Linked DNA regions of Mus musculus: region 2 is linked to region 1. A link is a loop called in an ENCODE intact Hi-C map of the cell type or tissue named here. Cell type or tissue: left cerebral cortex. All regions are shown on one strand. Links, peaks and the distances in the headings refer to the core of each region. The heading gives the core; the rest is flanking DNA. Region 1 has its middle 9.3 kb from the start of Cln6. Region 2 has its middle 15 kb from the start of Gm39352.

The links. Hi-C counts contacts between places; a loop is a spot of excess contacts. Peaks named below come from ENCODE experiments on the same cell type or tissue, not always from the same donor. Only the 100,000 strongest peaks of a DNase experiment are listed, where the experiment ranks them.
Region 2: it touches region 1 in a loop (4-fold over the local background); 1 of 42 quality-filtered maps calls a loop at or near these places.

The regions. Positions count from the first base shown.
Region 1 is chr9:62,824,312-62,834,648 of GRCm38, reverse strand. No RefSeq gene overlaps it. Among named protein-coding and RNA genes, the nearest start is that of Cln6, 9.3 kb to the left of the region's middle. In left cerebral cortex, for the core only: CTCF peaks have their summits at 5,772 and 6,449; DNase peaks (open chromatin) are centred at 5,721 and 6,444; H3K4me3 peaks cover 912 bases; H3K27ac peaks cover 1,204 bases.
Region 2 is chr9:62,551,215-62,561,551 of GRCm38, reverse strand. No RefSeq gene overlaps it. Among named protein-coding and RNA genes, the nearest start is that of Gm39352, 15 kb to the right of the region's middle. In left cerebral cortex, for the core only: a CTCF peak has its summit at 5,858 (motif pointing right); DNase peaks (open chromatin) are centred at 5,888 and 6,702; H3K27ac peaks cover 2,034 bases.

The sequences.
Region 1 (10,337 bases), core at 4,038-8,037:
GCAGCAAAACAAAACAACCTAAAATAAATAAATAAATACTGGCTGCAGTTGACACTGGACAGGACTAAGAAACTGCACTAAAATAAAAGGCTAGCTCAGCTGGGCATTGGTGGCCCATGCCTTTAATCCCAGCACTTGGGAGGCAGAGGCAGGCAGATTTCTGAGTTTGAGGCCAGCCTGGTCTACAGAGTGAGTTCCAGGGCAGCCAGGGCTACACAGAGAAAACCTGTCTTGAAAAAAACACAAAACAAAAAGCAAAAAGATGGATTACTTCCAAGCTTAGGGCGGTTCAGTAAGAGACACATAGTAAGTTTGAGGCTGCCCTATAGCATCATCAGCCTGCTAGAAAGCCAACTCCTTTGGTCTTGAGGTTCTTCGTGCCTGAAGTTTAAGAGAAAAGCTTTTTTTTTTTTTTTTTTTTTTTTTTTTTCCATTTTTTATTAGGTATTTAACTCATTTACATTTCCAATGCTATACCAAAAGTCCCCCATATCCACCCACCCCCACTCCCCTGCCCACCCACTCCCCCTTTTTGGCCCTGGTATTCCCCTGTACTGGGGCATATAAAGTTTGCAAGTCCAATGGGCCTCTCTTTCCAGTGATGGCCGACTAGGCCATCTTTTGATATATATGCAGCTAGAGTCAAGAGCTCCGGGGTACTGGTTAGCTCATAATGTTGTTCCACCTATAGGGTTGCAGATCCCTTTAGCTCCTTGGCTACTTTCTCTAGCTCCTCCATTGGGAGCCCTATGATCCATCCATTAGCTGACTGTGAGCAAGAGAAAAGCTCTTAACAAGAGTTGTTTACTTCCATTCCTGTCTTCCATGCTCCTTTGCATCTCCTGATCTTCCTGGAATGGGCTTCAGTGCCAACAGCAGAATCAGGTCAAACCAATCTATGCATAATGCATGGATGACCTAGGAATTAACTTTCCACCCAATGCAGGAAACCCTCCTGGTTAGACATTAAATTAACTATTCATTGGCTTGGATACAAGATCCCTCACCAAACAATAAGCAAGTCACAATTCTTAATGGGCCCTGCTGGCAAAACTGGTTCCTTCTTCCCAGCTAGACAATAAGGTACCAGTCAGTCAATAAGCATCTCTTGAGCTGCATCAGAATGAGGCACACAGGGACCAATATTTCCTCCCTTCCTTTCTTCCTTGTCTGTGTGTACCAGTGCCTGCAGGTTCGCGTGCCTGTGTGCAGGAGACCTCCCTAGATCACTCTTTACATTTGCTGTGTGAGCCAGTGTCTCTTACTGAACGTGACTCTGGCTAGGCCGGCCTGCCAAGGAGCTTCAAGGATTCTCCCCATCCCCAGGGCTGAGTTTACAGGCCTGAATTTTACATGGGTTCTGGAGATCTGAATGCAACTCCCCAGGCTTATGTGAAGGGCACTTTACAGACTGAGCCATCTCCCAAAGACCCCCTCCCCTTCCTGCTTTGCTCTTGTTTTCAAACAGGATCTCACTATATAGCTTTGGCTGGCTTGAAGCTTACTACATTGACCAGGCTGGCCTCAAACTGATGGACATCTGCCTGCCTCTACCACCTGAGTGCTGGGAGTAGAGGTGTGAGCCACCTCTTTTTTTTTTTTTTTTAAAGATTTATTTATTTATGGTATTATATATAAAAGTACATTGTAGCTGTCTGTCTTCAGACACTCCAGAAGAGTGTGCCAGATGGTTGCTGGGATTTGAACTCAGGACCTTTGGAAGAGCAGTCGGTGCTCTTACCCACTGAGCCATCTCACCAGCCTGAACCACCTCTCTTTGAGTGTCTCCTCAGACTTACTCTGTAGCCAAGGATGACCTTGAGTCCTGATCCTCCTGAGAGGATCCTCTGGAATTCAGGGTACAGATTTATAAAACCACACCCAGTTTCTCTGTTTTTTTTTTTTGTTGTTGTTGTTGTTGTTGTTTAAAGGTAGACTCTTTCTGTGTAACACTGGCTGGCCTGGAACTCTCTATATTGATCCTGAAATTTACTGAGATCCACCTGCCTCTGCCTCCTAAGCAATGGGATTAAAGGTGTGTGGCTATGGTAGTAATTTTCTGTTTGTTTGTTTTGTTTTGTTTTTTGAGACAGGGTTTCTCTGTATAGCTCTGCTGTCCTGAAACTCACTCTGTAGACCAGGCTGGCCTCGAACTCAGAAATCCGCCTGCCTCTGCCTCCCAAGTGCCTGGCATGGTAGTATTTTGATTTTAAGTTTTTAAACATTCTATATGAATTATTTTGTCTACACGTGTGTATAATGCTCATAGAAGTCAGAAGAGGGCACAAAATTCTCTGGAACGAGAGCTTAGAACAGCTGTGGGTGCTAGAAACTCAAGACAGGTCATCTGCAAGAGCGACAAGGATTCTCAACCACTGAGCTAGTTCCCAGGGCTTATGGGAGCATTTTAAATGCAGTCCCATAAATCCTGCCCCCGTGCCCCCACATATGTGTGTGTATGTGTCTGTATGTGCATGTGCGTATGTGTGTGTCTCTGTGTGTGTCTGTGTCTATGTGTGTGTGTGTATTTGTGTGTGTGTGTGTATGTGTGTGTGTGTGTGTGTATTAGGGATGGAACCCAGGGCCTTAAGAAGGCGGTGGTGGTGCATGCCTTTAATCCCAGCACTTGGGAGGCAGAGGCAGGCGGATTTCTGAGTTCGAGGCCAGCCTGGTTTACAGAGTGAGTTCCAGGACAGCCAGGGCTATACAGAGAAACTCTGTCTCGAAAACAAACAAACAAACAAACAAACAAAACCAAAAACCAACCAACCAAACAAACAAAAAAAGAATGTTAACTAAGGGTTCTACCACTGATCTATACCCTAGCTATTATATCTTTAATACAATTTAAATGTAATGGATGAACAGAAGTTAGCAGTGAATATTTAATTAGAAATGTTTTTCATACCTTTTCAAAGTGTTGGGAGAGAACTCTAATGGCTCTGTCCTCTTGATGAGAACTGAAGTGGGATTTTCTGAGACTTTGAGTCTAGGTTAGAGTGGCCTGGAACTAACTCACTGTGCAGCCCACCCAGCCGTGAGTTCTGACATCTGCCAGCTCGGCCTCACAGGTGCTGGGTTAAAGGCTTTTGCCACCATGCTTGGCTTCAAATTAACGGTCCTGCCACGGCACCTGGGCTGTGACCGCTTACTATGCCATATATATATATATAATCTCGATGTACTCTCTCTCTGGACAGGTCCACATAAGGGTCAGGGATATTTTTACATGACATACTTCAGGATTTATGGGTCACATCTCTGATGGGCTTCACATTTAAAGAACTGTTTGCATGTATGTAATGGGATATTTTGAAGATGGGATTCAAGTCGGAACATGCAAATCAGTTGTGTTGCACACATTTATTTACATAAACTGAAGGTAATTGTGCATAGTATGCTGGCACACCTGAATTTTGTTAGGACACCTGTCTGTGAGGTCAGGGTTGAATTTTCCATTAGTGCCATCACATCAGAACTTAAAGCTTTTCCTGTTTTACAGAGTTTCTGGATCCAGACAGTCAGGTTAGGATGCTCAGCTATGGTCTATTTTCTGAAAATCTGTAACTTCCATTGGAAACTCAAAGACCTCTCTGATGTAGCCACACATTTTTGAACTATTCTCTTTCTCTGTCTCTGTCTCTGACATAAACTTCCTTCCTTCCCTCCCTCCCTCCTTCTTTCTTCTTTCTTTCTGAGAGGAAATTTAGGTGTGTAGCCCAGGTGCCCGTGAGCTCACCATCCTCCTGCCTCAGACCCCCAAATACTTGGAATACTGCTGTGTACCACTATGCCAGTTTGGACTGCTGATTTGACTCAAGTCAGTAAGGTGCTTGTCACACAAGAATGAGGATCCGAGTTTGACACCTCCGATCCAGGTTAAAACAAAACAATCCCAGGAGTGAGGTGGCACACAGTTATTCCAACACTGCAGGGGGTGGGGGGCGGGTGGGGGGGGGATGGCAAGGACAGTAGGATCTCTGGGGCTTGGCAGCCAGCCTCCATTCACATGAATAAGCTCTCCTGGGGCTGTGATAGAGGGATATACCCAGTGTTGACCGTGCACCAGCTGAGACCCGAGAGTGTACACACAACACCAACGCGTAAGAGTTAACTAGGGGAGGAGGTGGGAGAGTGTGGTTTTAGTGCAAGGCTCTAGGTGTGAGCCACAGCGCAGTAAGAGAAAACCAGTGTCCTAGGATTGTGAAGAACTGCGATTGTTCCTGTAACAACTGGACCCAGAATGGAGACAATAGGGTTGTTTTATGTTGCTGTGGTAAGGATCCATGATTCGCCAAAGAATGACACCCCAGACTCAAATAGTATGTAAATGCAAAGAGGGTTTTATTCTGCAGAAGTTCAACATGCTGGGGTCTCCCCATTACTAAGATAGACCCCCCCAAGTGAGCTTGCAGACCTGATTTAAGGCACATGAGATGACCTCACTGTTAATCTGTTGGGTCCATCTCTATGGACATTCCATTACCGGGTGTGGGGGCTGGAAACTTGTTTGGGAGGTCTGGAAACAGTGCTGACTCATTGTCCTTGCCTCCGGCCGGGTGGCTTCTAAGGCCTGGAATTGCCTGGAATTGCCCAGTTCTTGGAAACAGAGATTTAGATCTAGTTTCCTTTCTTTTGGGGTGAGGGTGGGGGGTGGGGGTTGAAACAGGGTTTCTCTGTTCCTGGAACTCACTCTGTAGACCAGGCTGGCCTCGACCTCAGAAATCTGCTTGCCTCTGCCTCCCAGCGTGTTAGGATCAAAGGCGTGCACCACAACTGCCCGGCTAGGCCTAGTCTCCTTAACTGCCAATTTGAAGCCTGTCATGGAATCTGCTTAGCCTTCTCACTGTGTGTGCTGAGGGGGACTGAGTTGGAGGCCAGCCTGAGTTACAAAAAGTACATTACCCCTGGGCGGTGGTGGCACACACCTTTAATACCAGCACTTGGGAGGCAGTTTTCTGAGTTCAAGGCCAGCCTGGTCTACAGAGTGAGTTTCAGGTCAGCCAGGGCTACACAGAGAAACCCTGTCTCGAAAAAAACAAAAACATAAAACATTAACACTGCTGTACTGGCTAGTTTTGTGTCAACTTGACACAGCTGGAGTTATCACAGAGAAAGGAGCTTCACTGAGGAAATGCCTCCATGAGATGCAACTGTGGGACATTTTCTCAATTAGTGATCAAGGGGGAAAGGCCCCTTGTGGATGGGACCATCTCTGGGCTGGTAATCTTGGTTCTATAAGAGAGCGGGCTGAGCAAGCCAGCGATGCAAGCCAGTAAGTAACATCCCTCCATGGCCTCTGCATCAGCTTCTGCTTTCTGACCTGCTTGAGTTGCAGTCCTGACTTCCTTGGTGATGAACAGAATTTGGAAATGTAAGCTGAATAAACCCTTTCCTCCGCAAATGCTTCTTGGTTTGTGCAGGAATAGAAACCCTAACTAAGACAACTGCTAAAATAAATAAATAAAATCAAGGATCTGAGACAGGAGAGAAAAGGGATGGGCAATATTCACGCCAGTTCCTGCAGTGGCAGTGAAAAGGATTGTAGTTCCCATTCCTAAGTCTCGGCACAGAGAAGCCAGGAACTACATTTCCCAGAATCCTTGACCGCATGAGAGTCAGCCCCGGGGCACACAGGGAAGTTCTCCCGAGAGGCTCGTCAAGTGAGTGGAAGGGAGCTGACCGCTTGGGCAGAAGTGCTGCAGGCGCGTGCAGAGGCCGAAGGGCGTTCCCTGCAGCTTCCTGGCGCCTGCAGCTTCCCGGTGTGCTTCTGAGGACGGCCTGCGGGGGCGCTGCAGCCCGAGCTCAGGCGTGGGAGCCAGTCCGAAGCGCTTCGTCGTGTTGCCATGGTTTCAGGGCCGAACACTTGGGTGCCACACACTGGAGCTGCGGTTCAAGCTGCTTTGTGCCCTCAGCCTTTCTGAAGATTGTGTACACCCCATATTCTCTATACTCAGTACTGAAAAACCTTTCTTTTTTTTTTTTTTTTTTTTTTTTTTGCCTTTTAACTCCAAAACTCACTTCTCAGTATCTGCTCTGTAATTGATCACGGGCAAACTGATTGGGAACGTGACTCAGGTCACGTTCGACAGGGGACCGCCCTGAAAGCATCTGGGGGAGGGAGTGGCTTTCTGTTGTCTCTGTTACCTTTAGAGATACTGTAGGACAGGAAAGGAAGATACAGCGACAGGTCACATACAAGTCCTTAAGTTGGGTCTCTGAGCGTTGGTTTGTTTGAGGCACGGTCACACCATGTTACTTCTGGCTGACCTTGTACTTGCTGTGTAGCTCAGGCTGGCCCAGAACCCACAGAGATTTTTACCCCTTTGCTTCAAGAGTGCTGGGAGTAAGGCGGCACGCTACCACTCCGTCTCCAAGTGTTTATCTGATGCTGGGTTTATTCTTTACATACATCAAATAATAATCAGCTTTTAAAAGGAGCCTGTAGTTTCTCTCTTTCGCCGCTATGTGGCAGTTTAGTGTGTTGGGTAAAGTAAATCCTGGTAGGAAAGACTGCTGAAAATGGAAACGTATCTAAAATAGCACGAACTCTAGTAGAGTTCTATTTTCCTATAGGGACGTATAAAATAGGGTATTGTTTTTGAAACTTGTCATGTGTGTCTGTGTGTGTGTGTGCGCGCGCGCGCGCACTCGCGCACAGGTTCACTCAGAGGTTCCCTGATGAAGCCAGCTCTAGGGGATTCAACACCCTTCACACACACACACACACACACACACACACACACACACAGGTTCACTCAGAGGTTCCCTGATGAAGCCAGCTCTAGGGGATTCAACACCCTTCACACACACACACACACACACACACACACACACACACACACACGGGCGGGGAACCCCAGGCTTGGGGGCAGGTGCCTTTATCTCTCCAGCCCCCATCCATCTCTTCAAACCTGCAGAGCCAGATTCCCTGGAGCTGGAATTCCAGGTGGTGTTGAGTCACCCAGCGTGACTGCAGGGAACCTATCTCCCTCTCTCAGGTGCTCTTAACTGCTGAGCCATCTCTCCAGCTGCCGCCTCCGACCCCCCATCCCCCCCTGCCATCTGCCTTCTAGGCCAAGCTCTGGTCCTTTACAACTCTGGGATCCTTTCCCGGGTCACCAGAAGCCACCTCTGGAGCCTGCTGGACACTGTCCTGCATCACAGTGCTTGGTTAGCCTTCAGTACCTGCAGTCTTTTCTCACTGCTAGAACAAAATACCTGGAATACCAGGGAGCCCCTGGCTCACTTTAGGACCCTGTTCCTTCGGTCCCTTTCACACACACATAGACGTACGCGCGCGAATGCACACACACACACACACCCTGGCTCACTTTAGGACCCTGTTCCTTCGGTCCCTTTCACACACACATAGACGCACGCGCGCGAATGCACACACACACACACACACACACACACACACACACACACACACACACACACACACTGCCAGAGAGAGATGTAGGTACTGGGAAATGAACTTGGGTTCTGATGTGGGTGCTGAGAACCTAAGGCCATCTGCAGGAGCAGCAAGGCCTCTTATTAGGACCAGCTGAGCCGTCTTTTCAAGTCACCTTTCTGGGCTCATTATTTTTATTATTTTTTATTTTTTTAAATTGAACTAGGGAGGGAGGGAAGAAAAAAGGGAGGGACAGAGAGAGATCCTTTCCTATAGTGTGGCTTGTTTCTGGACTTCCTAGTCTCTGTTCTACCACTGTGTTTATCCTTGTGCAAAACTCTCGGTTTTAAAGGCAGTGGCTTTCTAATCCGCCCTGATGAACGTACTTTACTTCCTGCCCCCAACCCCTGTGTTCTGGTCCCATATAAACCCCACTGGGCTTCTACATTCCTACAGGAAGGCAGGAAAGGGGACTTCGGAGTAGGAATGCTTTGAATCAGCAGGGAGATGGGGAGATTAACACCTTTGCAGCAGCGAGCCTTGCAGCTGGTGGCTGTAATAGGGTCCTCTAGAAGACTCGTCCTCCCCTCTGGACCCCTTCCCCTCCTCTTTTGAGACAAGGTCTCATATATTCTAGGCTAGTCTCTGTGTTTTATAAAAAGATAAGAAAAAGAAGGAATATGTTTGTAGGAGGCACGATATGTGTGGGGGAAGGGTGCCTCTGCGGGCCCATTGCTGAGCCATCCTTTCCCCCTAAAGGACCTGCCACACGACGGTATGGTATAGAATCTAGCTTACTCAGGGCATGGGGAGGGGAGTTGGGAGAGTGGCAGAGACAGAGAAAGGCACGGAGAGAGAGAGCAGAGGAGTAGAGGCCGGCCATGAGCACGTGGGGGGGGGGGGAGGGGAATGGGGAGAGAAGGCGAGCTGGAGCTAGAGGACAGAGCAAGAGTGGGCAAGCAGCTGTTGCCAGGTAACTGTGGGGCGGAGCCTAGACTAAAAGCCAACTGTCTCTATCTCAGTTTCTTCTCTGTGGCTGGGATAAACCCACCAAAACCAAGGCAGCTTATGGAAGGAAGGGTTTATTTGGCTTATGGTTCCAAAAGCACAAGAGTCTGTCCTGGTAGGGAGGCACCACAGCAGGCAAGCACAGCGACTGGAGCAGCAAGCAGAGAGCTCACACCTAACACAAAACACAAACAGGAAGTAGAGAGAGCAAGTCAAATACAATTGCACTGGGAGTCTTTAATCTAGCCTGCCCCAGCCCACGTGACACACCGCCTCCATCAAGGCCAGAGTTCCTAAACCTCCCCAAACACAGGGCTTTGTTCTTGTTCTTTCTGATGTGTTTTTAAAAAGATGTGTTCTATGGAGGTGGGATGAGGTATGGGGGAAGGGGATGCCTCAGCGGGCCCATGTGAAGGCATCCCTTCCCCTGAGGGACCAGCCACACGACTGTTTAGATAGAGATAGTTTAGAATAGAGTTTACTCAGGGCATGGGGAGGGGAGTTAAGAGGATAGTAAAGACAGAGAAAGGCAGAGAGAGGGAGAGAGACGGAGGGAGGGAGAGAGAGAGAGAGAGAGAGAGAGAGAGGCCATGAGCACGCGGGGAGAGAGAGGGGGAAGGGAATCAGAGAAAGAGCAAGAGAACAAGAAAAGACCAAGAGACCTAAAGATCAAAGAGGGGGCAAGCAGCCCCTTTTATAGTGAGTCAGGCATACCTTGCTGTTGCCAGGTAACTGTGAGGCTGAGCCTAGACAGAAGGCTAACAGTTCCAGAAAATTTTTCTCCATTAGCCATAACCCCATAATATTTAGGTTTTTAAAAAATTTATAGCTAGTTGGGCATTGGAAGCATAGGCCTTTAATCTTAGCACTCAGGAGGCAGAGGTCAAAGATCTCTGTGAGTTCAAAGCCAGCCTTTTCTACACCATGAGTTCCAGGAGAGTCAGGGATAGGTAGAGAAACCCTGACTCAAGGGGAAAAAATGTTTGTAGCTAACATTGTGTATGTTACATTGTGCAATGTTCAGAGTAGAACATGTGTGTTACAAACAGTATTTGATCTTCAGCTTTTTTTAGTTTTGTTTTGTTACCAGTGGGGGGAAAAAGATGTAGCAAGCCTACTGTCTGGCATATTGCTTGGTCCCCCAGAGGGTGTTTGCTTCATGGTAGCCATCTTTACATCAAGCCCCACCCACTTTAAGCACTAAAATAGGTGTTCAGATTTTGTTCAGTTAACATGTTTTCTTGGTGTTCTTTGAAAGACTTGCACAGGAGTCCTATAAACACTATCAACTTGAATGAGCTAAAAAAAAAAAAAATTTAAAAACCCACCACATTTTCACAAGCTTTTAACCGAAACACATCTTTTGCTTTAATTAAGAATGTCAGAAATAGGCCGGGCTTAGTGGCACATGCCTTTAGTCCCAGCATTCGGGAGGCAGAGGCAGGCAGATTTCTGAGTTCCAGGCCAGTCTGGTCTACAAAGTGAGTTCCAGGACAGCCAGGGCTACACAGAGAAACCCTGTCTCGAAAAAAAACAACAACAACAACAACAAAAAACAAAACAAACAAACAATAAGAATGTCAGAACTTGGGGGCTGGTGAGATGGCTCAGTGGGTAAGAGCACCCGACTGCTCTTCCGAAGGTCCAGAGTTCAAATCCCAGCAACCACATGGTGGCTCACAACCATCCATAACAAGATCTGACTCCCTCTTCTGGTGTGTCTGAAGACAGCTACAGTGTACATACATATAATAAATAAATAAATCTTTAAAAAAAAAAAAGAATGTCAGAACTTTGTCATCAGTAAAAATCTCAGGTATTTCCAATGCACGTGTTGTTAACAACTGGATTCACAGTTTATAGATGGCACCATCAGAAGAAAATGGATCTGAAATTTACCTTCAGTCAGCATTTTAATGCCTGCCTCTGC
Region 2 (10,337 bases), core at 4,024-8,023, 270 kb after region 1:
TGAAGTTACTCTGTAGCTGTCCTGGGGAGGGAAGGATTTATTTCTCCTTACAACACTCCATTACAGAGGGAAGTCAGGGCTAGAAGTGGAGGCAGGAACTGAACCAGAAGCCATGAAGGAGTGCAGCTTACTGGCTTGCTCCCCAAGACTCACTCAGCTTGCTTTCTCCTATAACCCAGGACCACTTTCTCAGGAGTGGCACTGCTCACAGTGGGCTGGACACTCCCACATCAGTCAGCAATTTTTTAAAAATGTCCCACAGACACGCCCCCCAGGCCAATCCAATGAAGGCAATTCCTCAATTGAGGTTCCCTCTTCCCAAATGACCCTAATTTGTGTCAAACTGACACAAAACAAAAAAACAAACCAACAAACCAACAGCCTGACTAGCAGAGTAACCAAGGATGGCTGTCTTAATTGGGGTTTCCGTTGCTGTGATGAAACATCATGACCAAAACTCAACATGGGAAGGAATGCAGAGGCCATGGAGGGGTGCTGCTTACTGGTTTGCTCCCCATGGCTTGCTCAGTCTGCTTTCATATATATATATTTCATATATATTTATTTTATGTATATGAGTACATTGTAGCTGTCTTCAGACACACCTGAAGAAGGCATCAGATTTCATTACAGATGGTTGTGAGCCACCATGTGGTTGCTGGGAATTGAACTTGGGAACTTTGGAAGAGTAGTCAGTGCTCTTAAACACTGAGCCATCTTTCCAGCCCCAGCCTACTTTCTTATAGAACCCAGGATCACTATCCCTGGGAAGGTATTACCCACCATGGGCTGGGCCCTCCCCCATCAATTACTAATAAACTGCCTTACAGGCTTGCCTACAGCCAGACTTCATGGAGTTGTTTTCTTAATTGAGGTTTCTGCCTCTCAAATGGCTTTAGCTTGTGTCAAATTGGCATAAAACTATCCAGCACGATGACCTCAATTTTCTTATTCTCCTGCCTCCACCTTGGAGAGCTGAGATTATGAACACGGAACATCACATCCGAGCTCCATGCATGCGAGGCAGGCATCCTATCCACTGAGCTATGGATCCTTCTCCTGGTCCCCAAACAGAGATTTTTTTTTTACTCACTCTAACACTACCTAAAAGTTTTTAATATGTTCTTGTTATTTCTGCCCCCTTGTGATAGTCACTGATGACACATGACCATCGGATGGTGCTCAGCAAGCCTGAGCACTCAGCCAGCTTAGTCAGACTCTACATTCCCAGCACTGCTCCCACATACTGGCTCTGGGACCTTGAATGAGCCCCGCCCCCAGTGTGGCCTTCAGCATGTTCACTCGAGAAGATTCATGATGTGAAGTGGAAATTTCCAGAACAGTGGTTGGCTCATTCTCTTTCTTTTGGCTGGGCAGCATCTCTGCATCCTGGACCCGAGCCTGCGGCTGAGTCACAGTTGCTCTTAGCATCCTTCTTGGACTGCATGGGGTCAGAGCATTGTTTGTCTTTGTGTCTGAGCTCATTCCTGACATTGCAGACACAGATAGTGAGGGCTGCTGCTTCCCTTAGCCTATATTTCCTGTCCTTCCTCCCCTCACTCCAGGGGCTTGTGGGAAAGACTTAAGAACACAAGTTGAAGGCCAGTGAGGGCAATTTCCCAAGGCAGAGTCCAGGATCCCTATGCAGCCCCTCGTGCTCCCTTACCAGGGACCATCCATCCCACATCATGAGTCTTGAATTAATCATTCCTTTCCTGACCCTGGGAGCTCCTAAGGAGGAAGGTGGACATTTCCCACCTGTTCTTCTTGGCCCAGTCTGTCCCTTTACTTCTTACCCATCTTACCAACTGGGGCTTCGCAGCTGGGACTCACCCATCCTTGTGCCAGCTTTTCCTAACCTAGACAATCCACAAATGTTCACCCTTGTAATATTCTCTTCTCTTCTTCCAATGGTCTAAGGGGCCTCTCAGGCACCACAGCCTACCTCACTCCTTTCCTCAGGCTCTGCAGGTACACCCTCGGATTATATAGTGGTTAAGAACGTAAGTGCTGATGGTCCCTGTGGAATTCCCATCACATCTCCACCTCTCCCCCCAAAAGTCTCTTTGCCTCTGTATCTCCTCTCCCTCTACTTCTCCCTCCCCCGTGGGTGTCTGTGTGTGTGGGGGGGGTGCATCTGTGTGTGTCTGTGTCTGTGTATGTGTGTATCTGTGTGTCTGTGTGTGTGTGTAGATCAGAGGATAACAGTGGACATCAGTCCTCTACTTTGCTTAAGATAGGATCTCTTGTTCTCTGCTGTGCACACCAACGACTTTCTGGGAATTCTCTTGTCTCCACCTCCCATCTTGGAGTGTTGTGATTAAGAAGGTATTCTACCATGCCTGGCTGTACATGTCTTCTTGGGCTTCAAATGCAGGTCCTCACTCTTCAAATGACAAGATTTTTGCCCACTGAGCCATCCCCAGAGCCCACAAGTTGTTTTAACCACAGTGACCTGATTTTCCCATTCATAGAATACTGACAATTTCTTCCTCCAGAGGTAAGATATAACAACACACTGTGTGTGTGTGTGTGTGTGTGTGTGTGTGTGTGTGTGTGTGTGTGTGTGTGTGAGAGAGAGAGAGAGAGAGAGAGAGAGAGAGAGAGAGAGAGAGAGAGAGAGAGAGAGAGATGGGAGGGCTCTTCACTGAATCTCTGCATGTGGCCTGACTGTACTGAGCCTCTCTCGCCGCTGGGCTCTGAGCTAGTTAGTACTGGACCACAGAACCTAGAACTCCATGCATGCCCTCAAGGAGCCCTCTGTCAACAAGGGAGAGAAAGGGCAAGCTGATGTTTAGACACAGAGCTGTGTCCAGATTGCATGAGCAGGAGAGTCACACCTCCGTGAGGATAGGGACCCTCCTAGACAGTGCCACCAGTTGACGACTCAAATACTTGAGCCCCAGGGGGATTTTACATCCAAACCATAACAGCGCCATGTTTGGACCAGATAAGGATCTTCTCCTTCCGGGGTCTCACTCATCCTGTCTTCTCCATAACCCAGGATGTGAATGGAGCCATGAGCCTAGCTGTAAACTATGTTGCCTCCAGAGTGCCAGGAGGCCTAGCAAGGCCAAGCTTACTACAAGGACCTTGTGCCCGGAGCAACAGCCTGTCTTTTCTTTTGGAGGGAATATCTCAGAACACCTCTGTAGTGCCAAACCCCTCAAGCTTCACAGAAGTGTCTGGTCCCTGAACTTGTAGTCCTGGAGTGCACAGGTCTTACCTAGGCTTCAGGTCCTCCTGCCTCTGACCTGGCGTCCTCCATGGCCTGGAGGCCCGTGAGATGACAACTGCGTGCTGATCTGCTGGCTACATGGCAGTGGTGGGAGAGAGCTCTGAGTCCTGGGGCCGCATCCTGATTCACTGTGTCTTGCCATCTATATACGAGTAAGTGGCCAATAGCTTTATCTGCTCCTAACTGAGAGAGGAAGACCTTATTCACCGATCGATGCCTGGTACCTGGACCTGAGTCTTACTAATCTTCCCTATCAGTGACCCTGGAAGGTTTGTGGGGTCAGGGGAGTTCAAGATCGACAATGAGACAGATTATGGAGAGTGATGAGTTTATATTAACATGGTGGACAGACGGACCGTTCAGGCCCCAGTACTAGAGACAGACAGCAAGGTGGGGGTCTCTGAAGAGATGAATCACAGCCCCCATGGCAGGATGGGGGAGGGTTCACAGGAAGATCCAGACTCTCTGGTTCCCATGCAGGAGGCAGGGAAGGGAGGGAACAGGATCTGTGGCCAATACTACCTTTGATGACAGCTCACTTTCCAGGTGAGAGATGCAGGCCCTGGGCGGCTGATAGCTAGGCCCTGGCATTCATTCCCAGGGGGGTGCCTCTGGTGTCTGTGAGGAGGCGGCTACTGCCTGTCTTACAGAGAGCACACTGAGGTAGGTACCTCAATGGGTTACGGAGTACAAACTGGGGTCCGTACCTTGATGGGTGACACACACTGTCCTTAGAAGTCAAGAAGGTCCAGTCTCCTTCCACTGACACTGTGTTCCTGGGGTTGTTAGAGCCAGAGCCTGGGTCCTGGTAACAATTGAGGCTCGGCCGTCTGTCCCCAACAGTCCAGTTCAAGAGACAAGTAATGAAAAAAGGCAGAAAAGGAGCTGTGGTCAACGTGGCCACATTGGGAACAGGATCAGAGAGCAACAGTGGCCCTGCCCCTTCTCAAGATCATCTCCAGGGTCTGGCACCTGACGTAGGTTCAGTTTTAAATAGAAGGCAAGAGGTATGCAGAGTTAATTTGTCACAGTGAGGTCATGCTGCCCGTCGTCATCGTCGTTATCTGGGGTCCAGTCCCTCTGCAAGGTAGTCTGACGGCTGGAATCTCTTGTCTGGAGACAAGTTGCCCTCTGGCCAGCTGCAGGCTTTAGCCCTTTCCTTCTCCCATCATGAGCTTCTTGGGGAAATGCTTGGGGGAGCGTCATCTCAGTAGTCTAATAACCAAAAGCATAGCACCTCACCTAAAAGACCTGGAGCGGCTTGCTGGATTGTGAGCCAGGATGACTCCTTGCCTCTGGGCCTTCTTGCTTCCCTCCCTAACTTCTTAGCTGGGGTGTTTCTTGTCACTGTTTTTCTGGTGTGGAAAGGGCAGGTGGCACTGTTGGTTAAATATCCGCTTCACCGGAGGACCAAGCTTACATTTGCTCGTCATGCTTTGACTCCCACCCAGGCAAATTACTTGGGTGGTGTCTTACGGTTTTACTGTTGTGAACACCATGACCAAAGCAACTCTTTCCCCCCCCCCCCCCCCAAGACAGGGTTTCTCTGTGTAGCCCTGGCTGTCCTGGAACTCACTCTGTAGACCAGGCTGGCCTCAAACTCAGAAATCCTCCTGTCTCTGCCTCCAAAGTGCTGAGATTAAAGGCGTGCGCCACCACCGCCTGGCCCAAAGCAACTATTATGAGGACAGCATTTAATTAGGGCTGGCTTACAGGTTCAGAGGTTCAGTTCATTATCATCAAGGTGAGAGCATGGCAGTATCCAGGCAGGCATGGTACAGGAAAAGCTGAGAGTTCTAAGTCTTCATCTGAAGGCTGCTAGCAGAAAACTGACTTCCAGGCAGCTAGGATGAGGGTCTTAAAGCCCACACTCACAGTGACACATATACGCCAAGGCCACACCTCCAAATAGTGCCACCCCCTGGGCCAAACATATTCAAATCACTACAGGTGGTAAATTCAATTCTTTGTGTGGAATTGTGACTTAAATGTCTGACTGACTGTGGTGTGGTCATTCTCCAATGCTAACATTTCTGAGGAAAGGCAAGTCTCCATTTGGCCTCCACCTTGTCCTCCATTTAACATTCCCAGCTGAATCCATGCAACCCTCGTGCAGGTTACCAGATCTCGAGCCATCAGGGGCTTTAGGTAGCTCATCCCACATGATGGACACACAGTAACTAAGGGTCTGATTCTTTCCCTCTTCCCACGCTGCCTGGGAATCAGACAGCCCGACTCGGGAAGGACTCTAGTCATCAAATACGTAAGACCTCTACCCGCCCCATCCTGGAAACCTGTAAGAGAGGACCTCTCACACTCAACCTCATGGGCCTGAACTCTCTTCAGAACTACGACCGACTATGTCATTAAAAACTGCCCTAGTAAAACTGCCCTCTTACTAAAAAGAGAGTCTGCCTCAGTTTCCCCCTCAAATCAGAGTCCCTAATACTCTGAAGTTCAGCGCCATCAGCTATAAAACCAGAATACCATAGCACTTATCTTATATGGCTTTTTTTTTATTGAAATAATTCCAGGTGCAAAAGGAGTTACATTGTAACACCCATCTTATGTCAGGAGTGTGGAGTTACTCTATCTTCTGAGGAGTATCTGTCATTCCTAGAAAGGCCAGCAGGTGGTACTGTCTCAGAACAAATCTTTCCACCAGTTTCTCTGTGCAGGTTTTCCATTGGGTTGTTTGTGGTGGGTAGATTGGGGAGGAGGGGAGGGCAAAGCTGACAGGAAGCAGTTATAGAGAGTATAGCACTCTCCTTTTCCAGAGGGGGCGTCACTAAGACCAAGAAGTGCTCAATACTTTCCACTGGCTGTGACAGAATAGACTGGAGTCCTCTCAGAAGAATCAGGCTGGAGTCCAGGGGACATTCTTGCCTTCTCCTTGCTTCATGGACTAGGATGCCACAAGACTGGCCAAGTAGGGATGCGGCAAGGACCAGTCATAGAAAAAGGCTGTCTGTGCTCTCCAGGCTGACTAGCGTCCAGAGAGATCTTGGTTATCAGGTTGACCAAGCTCTCTTCTCACAAACCGGATACTGGGAACTCAACAAAGTCATTTAACCAATGTGTTCCAGAAGCCAGAGTCTGGTCCAGGCCATGGGCCCAGGTCTCCTGCTTCCTAGATTGATCCCCTTCCAGTTTTTCTTGGTTCAAATGGGAAAGGAAAAAGTATACAGGAAAAAGATTGGCCCAAATGTCTTCCATCTCTGCACCTAGGCCACTCCTACTCCCTTTCACTCTGATGCTTAACCCATGACCCCTACCATCACAGTCTCATGAAATTGCCCTTTCGTCTCCTGCACTTGGAGTTTGGACAGAGGGCATCCATTTTTGTTAAACAGGAACACAATCTAGAGAGGGTACAAGCCTCCCAGGGGAAAGAAATAGCCATAAGAGGGATTGGGGGAAGCAGGGCATTGTTGCTGGGCAACCAACTTCTTCTGTTGCCTCGGTAACAGCCCCATCAGAGGGAGGCTGTATGCAGAGTGTGCCTATGAGCTCCAGTCCTGGTGGCACCAGCTGGCTGGGTGTCCCCTCCCCCCACCCTGTTTCACACGGCCTCCTGCACATATGGGAGGGCCCCAAGCAAGGTTACAGCCCTTTCCCTCTGCACCTCCTGCCTTCTGCACCATCCTTCAGCACAGAAGCATATGCTGTGCACATCCAGGTAGTCCGCTTGCCTCCAGACTCCTGTTCATACTCTCATTCACTCAACAAACATGCACCCTATGGTGCCTACACTGCAAGGACTCAGCCAGGTCCCAGGACACAGGGAAGTCAGGTAGGGTCACACAGTTTCAAGCAGTAACTAGCAGGGTAGTCAGACAAGTAACTGTGAATGCATTTGACCAGAGAACCATGGAGTCACAAAAGAGTGGGCCTCCACATCTGAGGGAGGAAAGGGGGAAGGGGTGGGCCGTGTAACACACTCCCAAGATGCCATGATCTCCTCTCCAGAACTTTGAGCAGTACTCACTGAGGCAAAGGGAACGTGCAGCTGTGACTACATTAGGGACTGTGTGGTGGGGAGTTACCCAGATCATCTTGGTGGCCCTGGATGTAACTATGGGTCTTCCAAGAAAGAGAGAGAACTAGAGAGAGGGAGATGGGGTGGTAGAAACACATGGCAGGAGCGCTGTGAGGAAGGGCCACAAAGTGCAGCATCTCCACAGCCCTCTGCTTTGGACTTCTGACCTTCAGTGCTGAGAAAGTATACAGTGGTCTCACTTCAAAGCATCAGATTTGTGGTCATTTGTAAGAGTGGCCACAGGGGTGGGGGGAAGAGTTGCCACAGAAAACTAATAGGGGTTGGAGAATTTCTTGGAGGAGGTGATGTCTGGTAGAACTCTAAAGAATTAGGGGTGAGTCCCTCAAGGGACAGAGAAGCCTACTTAGACAAAGACCAGGATGAGATTGGCTCTGGTCCACTGTGCTTTCTCAAGGCCGTGAGAGATAGACAGGGAGAGGAGGTAGAGGCTGGCAGTTGTGAGAGAGGAAGGTAGTGGCCGGATCACACCGGGTGTCCCAGGGAGCAAGAGGGAGCCACTGAAGGTCACAGGGAGAGGTGGCTGAGTCACACTGCAATGCTGAGGTCCCTGGCTTCAGCAGAAAGGACTGTGGAAGCAGTATAGTCCCCATGAGAGTTGAGAACAGCAGCGATGGGATGAAGGGGCAGCAGGAAAGGCTAGACTCTGGGATGAACTGGGGCGAACTATGGACTGACTCCATCCATCCCACTGTTTGGAAGACAAGGAAAGAACAGGTAATTTGGGGCTTTGGTTTTGCCAGTAGGTGGCGCCATTGGCCATACGGTGGTAGGGAGCCAGAAGTCTGGGGCAGATGTAGAAAGGAACCCAGTGTCTCTGAGCAAAACCCCAGGAGGTGGGAAATACTTACTGGGAATTAGATAGAGGATGCTGCCCAGAGAGCCTGTGGCTGTTAGGGTGCCTCTGCGGAGGCACCACCCCAGTTACCTCCTATTGCAGTTCCAACCAGAAGGTTCCAGAAGCTGACAGAGACTGAATATCTGAAGAGCAGCCCTGTCTGGGACCTAGAAAGCAGCTCTGTGTTCTCAACATCTCAACTCCAATTTCTTTATAAAACCTAGGCAGACTCCACCCTGGCCTGAGGAAGGGGACACCGTGGATCCGTTGGTGGCCCACCCTCCCACCCTTCTTCCAGTCGTCCAATATCCAGGAGAGCTGGAGGTGCCAGTGAGGCCTGAAAATGACCAGAACCCAGCTGGAAACCAAGAGTCTCAGGTGTATGGCAGGTCAAAGAAGGATGGGTACCGGCAACATCCTCACGTCCAACTCTGGGGGTACGTCTGTGAAAACACTGGGGTGTGAACTGGTAAACTGGACAGTAACTTAAAATTTTCCACCCTAAGAAAGTACTCTCTCCCACCAGGTATAGGGGCACACACCTTTAATCCCAGCAGAGGAGGAGGCAAGTGGATCCTTGTGAATTGGTGGTCAGCCTGGTCTAAGCAGTGAGTTCTAGGCTAACCGGGGCTATAGAGTGAGACGCTGTGTGATAGTTTGAGTAGGTATGGCTCCCACAGACATTTTGAATGCTTGGTCATAGGAAGTGGCACTATTAGAAGGTGTGACCTCGTTGGAGGAGTTGTGTCACTGGGAGGGAGGCTTTGGGGTTATATGAGCTCAAGCTAGTTGAAGTCACATGGTTTCCTTCTGCTGCCTTCGGATCGAGATGTAGAACTCTCAGCTCCTTCTCCATCACCATGCCTGCCTGCACACTGCCATGTTTCCCACCATGACCATAATGGACTGAACCTGTAAGCCAGCCCCAATTAGATGTGGTTCTTTATAAGAGCTGCCTTGGTCATGGTGTCTCTTTATAGCAATAAAACCCTAAGACATGTCTTGTCCTGTCTCAAGTATACAAACAAACAAACAAACAAACTCCTTTTACTCAGTAGTTTCAATGTTTGCAACATATCCTAAAGAAATAAACAGAGGCAGGTGTGATGGCACACACCTTTAATCTCAGCACTTGGGAGGCAGAGGCAGGCAAAACTCTGAGTTGGAGGCCAGCCTGGTCTACACAGCCAGTCTTGGACAGCCAGGGCTACACAGAGAAACCCTGTCAAAACAAAACAAAACAAAACAAAAAACAAACAAACAAAAAAACAGAACAGAACAGAACAGAATATCTATGTGCAGAGATGAACATGGGGCAGTGTTTGTAGTTGCCAAAACTGAAACAACTTATTTAACAACAGGGCAACATTGAGGGTTATTATAGCTGCTTAGAGAAAAGAATATTATGAACCCCCAAAAAGAAGAGTCTGAGGTGGGCATGGTGGTGCATAGCTCTGTTCAGGGTCATCCTTGCTTAAACGGTGACTTTGAAGATGGCCTGCCATCTTGTCTTAACAAACAAGAGAGATTTGGAAAAAAACAAAAACCTGTAGTGAGTGGAGGATGCATCTACAATGTTGCATCCTTATATCACACAGTATTGATTTCAACCCTGACAACTGTAACAAAGCCACTGTCCAGTTGGTTCACCAGACAGGCGCTTTCAGCCAAGCCTGGGGAGGCGTCTGGGATGGAAACCACAGAATGCAAGGAGTTGACCTCTGACCTCCAAGATGTGAGTTCTTGCAGGATCCACACCCCCAAGAAATGAACAATAAAACCTTACCAAAAAACCTTAAAAAACAAGTTGTAGAAGGAAACCTCAACTCGCTCTCATTTCCAGGCTTTGGTGTTTTTGTCTTTTTTGTTTGTTTGTTTGTTTTTGTTTTGTTCCTTTGTGGTTTTTCCGAATTTTACCACATTTTCTACGATAAGCAGACAAACTTTCAACCTATAGAAAACAAATTTGGTTAACCAAAATATCCTTGTTGAAATCAGATGCCAGCCAGTAAACGGCAGGGCTGGGACCGAAAGCCAGGCCTGACTCCAAACTGCCACACCCCACACCCCAGTGACAAGAGTTGAGTGTCCAATGGAGACTCCCAGGCCCACCCCACTGGCGGGCAGAGGATCTGAACAGTGGGCAGCGTTTTCTACACCATCCAGTCTAGAGCAGGCTCAGCTGGCCCTCCCTTCCTCTGCAA